Linked DNA regions of Homo sapiens: region 2 is linked to region 1. The links are chromatin contacts, found by Hi-C or POLR2A ChIA-PET in ENCODE. All regions are on one chromosome and are shown on one strand. Each heading gives the region's core, a stretch centred on a gene start or an enhancer-like site at or near the end of the contact. The rest is flanking DNA. Distances are from core to core; before and after follow the strand shown. Region 1 has its middle 100 kb from the start of LINC02227. Region 2 overlaps EBF1 (EBF transcription factor 1).

What was found. Hi-C counts contacts between places; a loop is a spot of excess contacts on that map. ChIA-PET counts read pairs that join two places held with the same protein, here RNA polymerase II (POLR2A). Pooled maps may share reads with other maps.
Region 2: a map of B cell shows a loop between it and region 1 (5-fold over the local background). The contact joins two enhancer-like sites. A Hi-C loop is called at or near these places in 1 of 168 maps with a recorded cell type or tissue (B cell), 2 of 37 single-sample maps with no recorded cell type and 1 of 50 pooled maps. POLR2A ChIA-PET finds 5 or more read pairs at or near these places in 1 of 52 experiments (OCI-LY7).

What each region holds. Positions count from the first base shown.
Region 1 is chr5:158,510,925-158,515,290 of GRCh38, reverse strand. No RefSeq gene overlaps it. Among named protein-coding and RNA genes, the nearest start is that of LINC02227, 100 kb to the right of the region's middle. Within about 2 kb of position 1,855, at least 2 of the 41 ENCODE cell types and tissues checked have a DNase peak (open chromatin) inside an H3K27ac peak, as active enhancers do; they include B cell and OCI-LY7, where a contact is called at or near this core.
Region 2 is chr5:158,956,159-158,960,524 of GRCh38, reverse strand. The region is part of intron 6 of EBF1 (EBF transcription factor 1); the gene reads left to right. Among named protein-coding and RNA genes, the nearest start is that of EBF1, 140 kb to the left of the region's middle. RefSeq lists enhancers at 1,965-2,014, 2,045-2,114, 1,843-2,705. Within about 2 kb of position 2,129, at least 5 of the 41 ENCODE cell types and tissues checked have a DNase peak (open chromatin) inside an H3K27ac peak, as active enhancers do; they include B cell and OCI-LY7, where a contact is called at or near this core.

The DNA.
Region 1 (4,366 bases), core at 606-3,105:
TCTCAAAGAAAGAGAGAAGTTCAGCACTGAAACTTGGGCATTCATGGAGTTACAAGATGCCCTGGAGACCTAAAAGATGAGTAATAGAAGTAGGGTGAAGAGAACAAACTTTATTTACTTTGAATGTTTGCCCCAAACTCCACTTTGTCCTAGTCCTACTAACACTCATTAAAAACCAGCACTATGTATGAGTGCTGTGCCACTGCTGTCTCTGTAACTGGCAGCACTTGCTTAGGGCTCCTAAGATTGGCTCCTTATGGGGTTGGCTTTTTCATGAACTTCGGTGTGAGAAACAGGTAAGTTTCCTACTTCTCTAAGATCTTAATATAGGAAAAATTAGCCAGAAGCTTGTGAGGGGAAGCTAGCCAAGGTGTGTGTTTGCTGGAAATAAAATCAGTGGGCCTTCCAGGGCTGGGGAAATGGACTTGGGGGTATTTCTTCACCATCTGTCCAGTCTCCAGTGTGTCTTGATAGATGGTTTTCCCCTATAACCCATTAGTCACCTCATCCCTCTCTCTGAGCTCTGTTTTTTGAAATATGGTTATCTCATTTGAATAGCAATGAGTAAGTGCATTGGAAGCTACTTGAATGCATTCTGAATGCATTAAACTGGAAACATACAATTCAGTGACATACCTATTGCCAAACTATAGTAAAAGTTGAAGTGATTAAAACAATTTAATGGCATGAACATGCATCCAGAAAGGAAGAGAGAGAGAGAGAGAGAGGGACAGTAATTTTTTCCAGTGCAGCATCAGCCCAGTGGTTGATACTTTGGAAGAAGTGGGTGGAGGCCCTTGCCAAGAGAAAGTGAAATAATTGATGAAGACCCAAAGGAAAATGTCCTTGATCTTGAAGTTATTACTTCATTTCATGAAATACCTTAAAAGTCAGTGAAAGACTACAAAGTCAGAAAGTCAATTGTTTTTTTTCCCCTTGGATACAATTCCAATATGTGCATATAAACACGTCACAGAGTTCTCTTAAAAAAAAGTATAGCTTGGGATCTAGGTCATGCTTTCAAATAGCCTTATTATACCCGTTATGAAGTGGACACTCAGGTATTTGGCTTGGAACTTTTATCCACACCCAAATGGCTGGGTGATTTATAACTTGCTATCCACATTCTCATAGCTGTTTGGTCAATGTTAAAGCCTCAAATTAGGCTTGACGTTTATCAGAAAATACACACACACACACACACTGAACTATCATTCAGCAAATGATGTCATAGGCTAACCACTATTTCCAAGTACCTTTGCACTGGAGCTAGATTCTAGTTATATGTTCTTCCTCCCTCCCTCCCTCTCTCCTTCTCTTTCTCCCTTCCTTCTCTCCCTCTCTCCTGATGTTCTTTCCTTTCTCCCTTCCTTTCTTCTTTTCTTTCTTCCTTTCCATTTTTTTTCTTCTCCCTGTCCCTCTCTCTATTCCCTCCCCTCCTGTTTCTCCTCCTCGTTCTTCTTTTTAACATTCATAGCACGGGAAATAAATGATTGACTTCTTCTTGTCTTATTCCAACTGATTTCATTCTCTTTTGTTTTGGAAATAGTGCTAAAAACCTCAGGAGGAAATGTTTTTTGTTCAGTGACTGATCTTGATACTTCCTGCTTCTTGTCAAGCCAGAAATAGCTCCTCAACAACTGCAACCAGGGAGTAGCAAGAAGTGCGAAAATGAAATAAAAATTTGTGTATTTCTCCGCACAGAAAAAAAATCCATTGTTCATTCATAAATAAATAAATATTGATTGGGCTCCTCTGATGATAGGTCTTGTGCTCATGCTGGGGCTACAGCAACAGACAAAAAAAGAAATGATTCCTCATATCACTGAGCTCAGAGTCCAGTTGATCAATACTTACCTTGAGAAACAGTGCTGTGGACATGGTCTGTTACCCTCCCAGGTAACAGGAGGAACATTTGTTTCTCCACGTGTATCACTATGGGGTCTGGGGGAATTAACACTATCTTCAGCTAATAGTCAAGCCCTAACTGGCCTAAATTGATTAATATAATCTCATCCCTAGAGTACAGTATAGTACAGTTATTGTGTCAGAGATGGACACATGAACTATGTTGGTCCAATCAGAGAGAGTATCTTTGCTTAATGACTAAGGAAGGAGAACCAACTTCTCTCCTCTCTCTCTCTCTCTCTCTCTCCCCCTTTCTCTCCTCATTATCTTCCTCCCCATTCCTGCTGAATGTGAATGAGAAAGCAACAAGTCATACTGTGGCCATGAAGGGGGCCAGGCCTAAAGTGAAAATGGAAAGCAGAAAGAAATCAGGTATTTGGTAACATAGTAAGCTGCTGGATCAAACCCTAGCTAAAGCTTCTTGATGTTCAACTACTTTCTTCATCTATATACAGGTTTTACTTGCATTTCCTACCCCTTAGAGGTAAAAGAATACTGATACACACAGGGATGTATGGCTTATTCAACAATTTGAGAAATACAATATTCTACTCACAAAAATGTTCCATGTAACTGAAATGATACTTTATCAAATATACTTGATTTATTTTTTATAATTATTCTAAATTATACACATTGATGCCTTAAAAATTATACCAAATAAAAGATGTGAGAAGTACTCATATAATCCTAAATACTTCCTCCATGTTCCATAGTACACTGACATCTTTGCAAACTACTGATGTGGATCGAATTGTTGTCTACATGCTAAATATTTCTGAATACCACCCTTTTTTAAAAGCTGCACTTTGGAGTTTTGCAGTTATATTCTTAGCTTCCAGCTTCCACTCTGTGTGAAGATCATGACGCCAACCTTTAATAGCTATTTATTCCATATAAATTACTGCTTCTAAATCTGTTACAAGCTGGGAAACCATATTACTGAGTTTGTTAGAATTGTTTTTAAAACAAGAATGAATGGACACTACGTAAATGCCTTGGGGGCAGGGGGCAGGCAGCAAGTCTCCTGTCTATTACATGTTCTTAACCCTATTGTTGGAACTCTAAGGCTCCATGTAGAGGCCTGAGAAGCCTACACAGGAGATAAGAAAACAGAGCTGTGGGGTCCTGGGAACACCCCCTCCCCATTTCTGCTTCAATCAGCGCATTTCCATTTTTATCTGTTTTATGTAACAGAGTTCTGAAAAAGATTTCATTTGAAATAAAGATTCAATTCTTTAAAGAAAAGAAATGCTCCCCTATACCAGCGTATACGATGGAATACTGTACTAGTTATTTTCAGGTAGAATATTTTCCATAGTAGAGGTAAAGTCTTGGTTTTGGAAACTTACCTACACAATTCCAGTGAAGAGAAATAAGAAATAAGAATTGCAGTCTCTGCCTTGTGGAAAATGGCTTAATTTAGTTTTACTAATGTTGCTTATTCAAATCTCATCTCAACAAAATGCATCTTTGCAATGTCAACAGTCCATTTTGCTCCATTAAATCTAAGGTGTTATGAAGCTATAAGATATAAGGTGTTATGTAAGATATACCATTATTGTATGTAGAATTAAGAAAGAAAAAGCATGGCCAGTTAAACCATACACTGCACATATCCTTTGTGCACCACTTCACCTACAACAGTTCTGTGTAGTGTTTGGCCTGCTTCTGACTGCTTCCTGCCCCAGAATTTCTCTGACACTGCACTGCAGAATGCCTGCAGCCTTGACATTTACACACCTGCAACTTAAGGATGTGGGGAGGTCATGCTCCATGGAGCAACCCACAACCAACTGTAGACAATGTCCTCACAGCAGATGATTCTAAGCCAAATTTCATAAAACTCTCCACAGAAGGTCCTGGGTGAATTACTAGTCACATACAGGCTAGGCCATTCAATAACATCACCTTGCATTACCTTTCCCCACTTCTTGTTCACTTGCCCTCTCCTGGCCCTAGAAATCCATTCTCAAATAAGCTACCTGCATGCAAACCTTTGTCTTAGGCAGGCATTGTGAATTGTAAGACATATCCCAATTTCAGAGATGTTAAATATTTTCATCTAAGAATCATGAAATATGGTCCTTTATGAGAATAAAAGACAAATTTGTTAAGTAAACAAGTTGATATCAAAGACCGTCACCCTATACTTAAATAAATAAATAAATAAATAACACTGCAATTTTATTTGTAAATTGTTCTCCTTTGCTTCTCATCTACAGCCCAGGGCAATGTTCCCACTGAGCACAATGATGACACTTTGTCCCTGTAAGCTCCTCAGGCTTCAAAGAGGGATTAGAGAGTTCACTTCACTCTCTGCAGAGAAGTACAAAAGTCAATGAGAGACTTTTATGATCTCCCTCCATACCTGCTCCTCCTAGGTTAAATAAATGGCACCTCCATCCACCCAGGTGTTCATAACAGAAACTAGAAATCATTATCAGGTTATGTAAAG
Region 2 (4,366 bases), core at 880-3,379, 440 kb before region 1:
TACAGAGATGTACAATTTTAATATACTTAAGTCTATTAATCATTTCCAGTTTTAGAGTCTTTCTTTTGCTTTGTGCTTAACAATGTCTTCTTTACTCTAGGGTCAGATAAATCTTCACCTATATTTTCTTTTAGTTCTTTGTTGATTTCACTTTTTACATGTAACCTCTTTAGTGTTTCTATAATTTATTTTTAGAAATAAATTAGATACAGCAATTTTTTTCTGAATAACATTTATTTAAGTGGCAATTTTTGAATAAGCTCACTTTCTCTTAATGATTTAGAATGCCTCATTTATTATCAGTAAATATAGGGTAGATATTCCACTGATACTTACAATATGACTATAGCCCTTATTAAAATCTTAAAATGCTTCCATGCTGATTGGTAAATATCTGCTGCTCTAAGTGTCCCCTCCTTTCCTTCCCCCTCAGTTCAGACCCTTCTCTATCAATTTAAAGGGGCTTCTCTGGTGCATTTAAAGGAGTGAGTGTGGTATTATGTCTTCCAGACTGGAGCTCCAGGGACAATGTAGGTGTCAATTCTGCTATTTTGAATAGCCACCCTAACTAGGGATATATAGGCACATGGCTTTCTGTTCTGTTCCATTGATTGGTCGATCTAGTTTGATTCTCTTACTGCATGATTTTAATTGCTATGGCTGTATAATGTGTTTTAATTATATAATCATCCCCCATTTTCATGACTATTATTGCTTATTTATTCTTGTATATGAATGAATCATATTTTTGGTTAAAATAATGTCTTTAGAAAGTTGAGTAATGTATTAAAGACTAGGGAAGTTGACATCTCTACTAAATTGAGTCTTTCTATCTTGAAAGTATATATATATATACATACATATATATTCTTTTGTCTTAAAAGTCTTCCTATTTTGAAAGAATTATATATTATTTATGTCTTTAAAATTCTTGAACAGGCCTGGTGGCTCAGGCCGGTAATCCCAGCACTTTGGGAGGCCGAGGCAGACAGATTGCCTGAGGTCAGGAGATTCAGACAAGCTTGGTCAACATGGTGAAACCCCATCTCTACTAAAAATACAAAAATCTTCCAGGTGTGGTGGCACACTCCTGTAATCCCAGCTACTCAGGAGGCTGAGGCAGAAGAATCTCTTGAACGCTGGAGACAGAGGTTGCAGTGAGCTGAGATCAAGCCACTGCACTCCAACTAGGGTGACAGAGTAAGACTCCGTCTCAAAAAAAAAAAAAAAATTCTTAAGTAGAGCTAGAGTTTTTCTTTATATTTTTGTTTTAGTTTATTTCGATTTGTTTTATGTTTGGCATCTTTTTTTGGTGTTAGGAATAGTATATTTTCTAAAATATGGGCAAATGGTTATTACAATTATTTATTCCTCAGATATGTTAATGGTTCAGGGGTTCTTTAAGAAAGTTATTTTCCAAGCTTTGGAAAATGCAAATTCACTGAAGTCCTTTAAATAATCCCTCCTCTCACTAGAATTTTGAATTACCTTGATATGATGCACAAAAATTCTGGTCACTTACATTGTTTAAGTAGCCAGTTCAAGATGACTTGGGGACAACTTGAGTAATGTGCGAATCGTGTGGGCAATCACATATTCCTGATATCCAAAATACCAGCCTTTTCATTTTCTTTTTCTGAATGTTTCTGCTTGAAATTACCCATGGTTTAAAATATGCACGGCACATGGCATTGAACGTGGGAAGTGTTGTTAAGTTTTGAATGGGATGGTTAGAAAACGGCGTTTCTGGTTGTGTAAGAGTCTCTCATCTGGATCTGAAGCCTCTTCCGGGGAATTCCAGGCCTTCTCCCCTCTATGTCATAAAAATGACTGGGTGACTTCGCAAAGCAATAATACCAGTGGGATGTGTATATTAACCTGTCTGTGGGGGGAAAATGCTGAGAGCAACAGGCCTATAATTTAGGTAATAGCGATAGCCTATGAAAAACATGCTGCTTTTGCCTTGATGCTAATCAGGAAACCATCAGACAGTCTTCCCTGACTGAGTAAGGGCAGGGCGGGAAGGAAGTCAGCTGTCATCATGTTTTTGAAGAAGAAAAAAATGAGAGGTGAACTGAACTCTGTGATCGGAACCTCACTCTAAGGCCGCTTCCTGAATTTAAAGGTGTGGTACTCCAATCAGCACCGCAAATTGGAGGCATCTGATTTGCATGGATTAACAGGAGTGGGTCACAACCTTCTGACAGGTCAATGGCACCACTGGGGATTTGAAGAAAACTTTGATTCTCCCTCTTTTCCCCCTCTGCCATGAAGCAATCATGCTGTTCTATTGTAAAAGAGGATCCCTTACTTATAAAGCCAAGCTTGTCATTTAAATTCACTCAAGTTAGGACACCACCGAGCTCTGTCAGATGTCAGTCTCAATTCAGCAGGAGAATGTTTTTCAACAGCTTTCTAACCTCTTTGCCGGGAAACACAGAGGCTTGGATCAAGGGGGAGGGGCAGCTGACTGGGCTTGAAGGATTTTTACAGAGGCAAGATTGGAATTTTTCATTTCAGGCAGGTTTTCTTTTTCTTTACGTTTTCTTATTATTATTTTTTCCTTTTTCCCTCTAAGCCTCGTGTAAAAGATATTCCCACAAAAAGAGAGTGAAAAAAAGTCAGATTGGTTGTAAGGACCACTTCAGTTGAGGGTCTCCTTGAAGGTATTTAAACCTGGGAGTGATGTTGGCATCTTTTCTGCATTAGGGGTATTGGCTGTTTGCCAATCATTTCCCTTGAAAAATATCATGCGGCCATAAAGGAACTATGAAATGTTTGGCAGAGGAAGCGTCCATGGCAGAATAGGGACAAAGGGAAATGGAGATTTTCTGATTCAGCCTCTGGTGCCAGACCCAAATAAAAAGAAGAGGCACATGCCATGGAACTATGGCTTACCTGAAACACCCTGGGTCAAGGAGCTTTGAAATGGTAGTGGCAGAGTTGGGACCATTTTTTTCTTGAACCTTGATTAACCAAGTGCTCTGGAGATAAAATGTTCAGAGAGTTCTAATATACTCACTTGCTACGTATTGTTTTCTACATTTAGCTACAACTGTTGATTCAGCATCTCCTATAGGCCAGATATTATGCCAGACCTAATTTGCAACAAAACAGATTTGGTTCCTGCCCTCTTGGGACTTCCTGCTTAGACCTGCCTCATCAATTTTCATTTCTTATGTGACTTAATCTTTGTCATTTAAATTCCAGTATTTTCTTGCATCCATGACAGTGCTTACCATTGTATTAATAATACCTTACAGAAAAGTCTGGTAAATATCTATAATTTTATTGGCTGTTCAAGTAATGTTTAAATTTATGAAGCCTCAGTTTTCTCATCTGTAAAATGGGGATAATAATGTCTATCTCACAGGGCGCTTGTGAAGAGTGAATGGTATAATGTATAGAAAGCACTCAGCAGAGAGCTTGGCACAGAGTTCTTAGTAATTGGGAGCTGCTAGCATTTTTCATTAGAAGTGTGGCTCACGCCTGTAATCCCAGCACTTTGGGAGGCCTAGACAGGTGGATCACAGGGTCAGGAGATCGAGACCATCTTGGCTAACACGGTGAAACCCGGTCTCTACTAAAAATACAAAAAATTAGCTGGGCGTGGTGGCAGGCGCCTGTAGTCCCAGCTACTCCGGAGGCTGAGGCAGGAGAATGGTGTGAACCCGGGAGGTGGAGTTTGCAGTGAGCCCAGATCGCGCCACTGCACTCCAGCCTGGGCGACAGAGCGAGACTCCATCTCAAAAAAAAAAAAAAAAAAAAAAGAAGTGTTGGTGGCAGAGGTAGTGGGAGTGGTAGTACATGCTTAACATCTAGAACCTTCTCTTCTGGTTAATTCCATTGGAACCTTTCTATAATATTTTCAATATTTTCAACTTCTTTTTTCTTTTAGTAAGTATGTCTTTCTCAAAGAATTAATTGTTTGGATGGTTGAAGATAACTTGGAAGACCTTAAGGTCGTGATTTCATGATTTGAAACAAATTGTCAAGAGCTATTTTAGAAGGAATATCTGAAAGTGTGCGTGCGTGTGTGTGTGTGCGTGTGTGTGTGTGTGTCTATGTGTGCGTGCATTCTAAGGTACATCCTGCAATTAAGCTTCCAGTTAAAAGTCCAGTTTTGAAAACCCTCTTGAACTTCTTTTTGAGTTCTCTTTCTTTTAATGGTTACAAATGTCCTTTCAGGGAAAGTTACTCTCAGCTCTCATTCTCCTCCTGGTGAAAAACATTCAGAGACCATTAGGCTGCATCTCAGTGAAAGGAAACTGCAGCATAGAACTTGATCTGAAAAGCCTGTGACACACCGTGTCGCTCCAAAGTAGAAGCCTCCTTGGTACTACAAGACTGTGGACTGGAGTGTGTT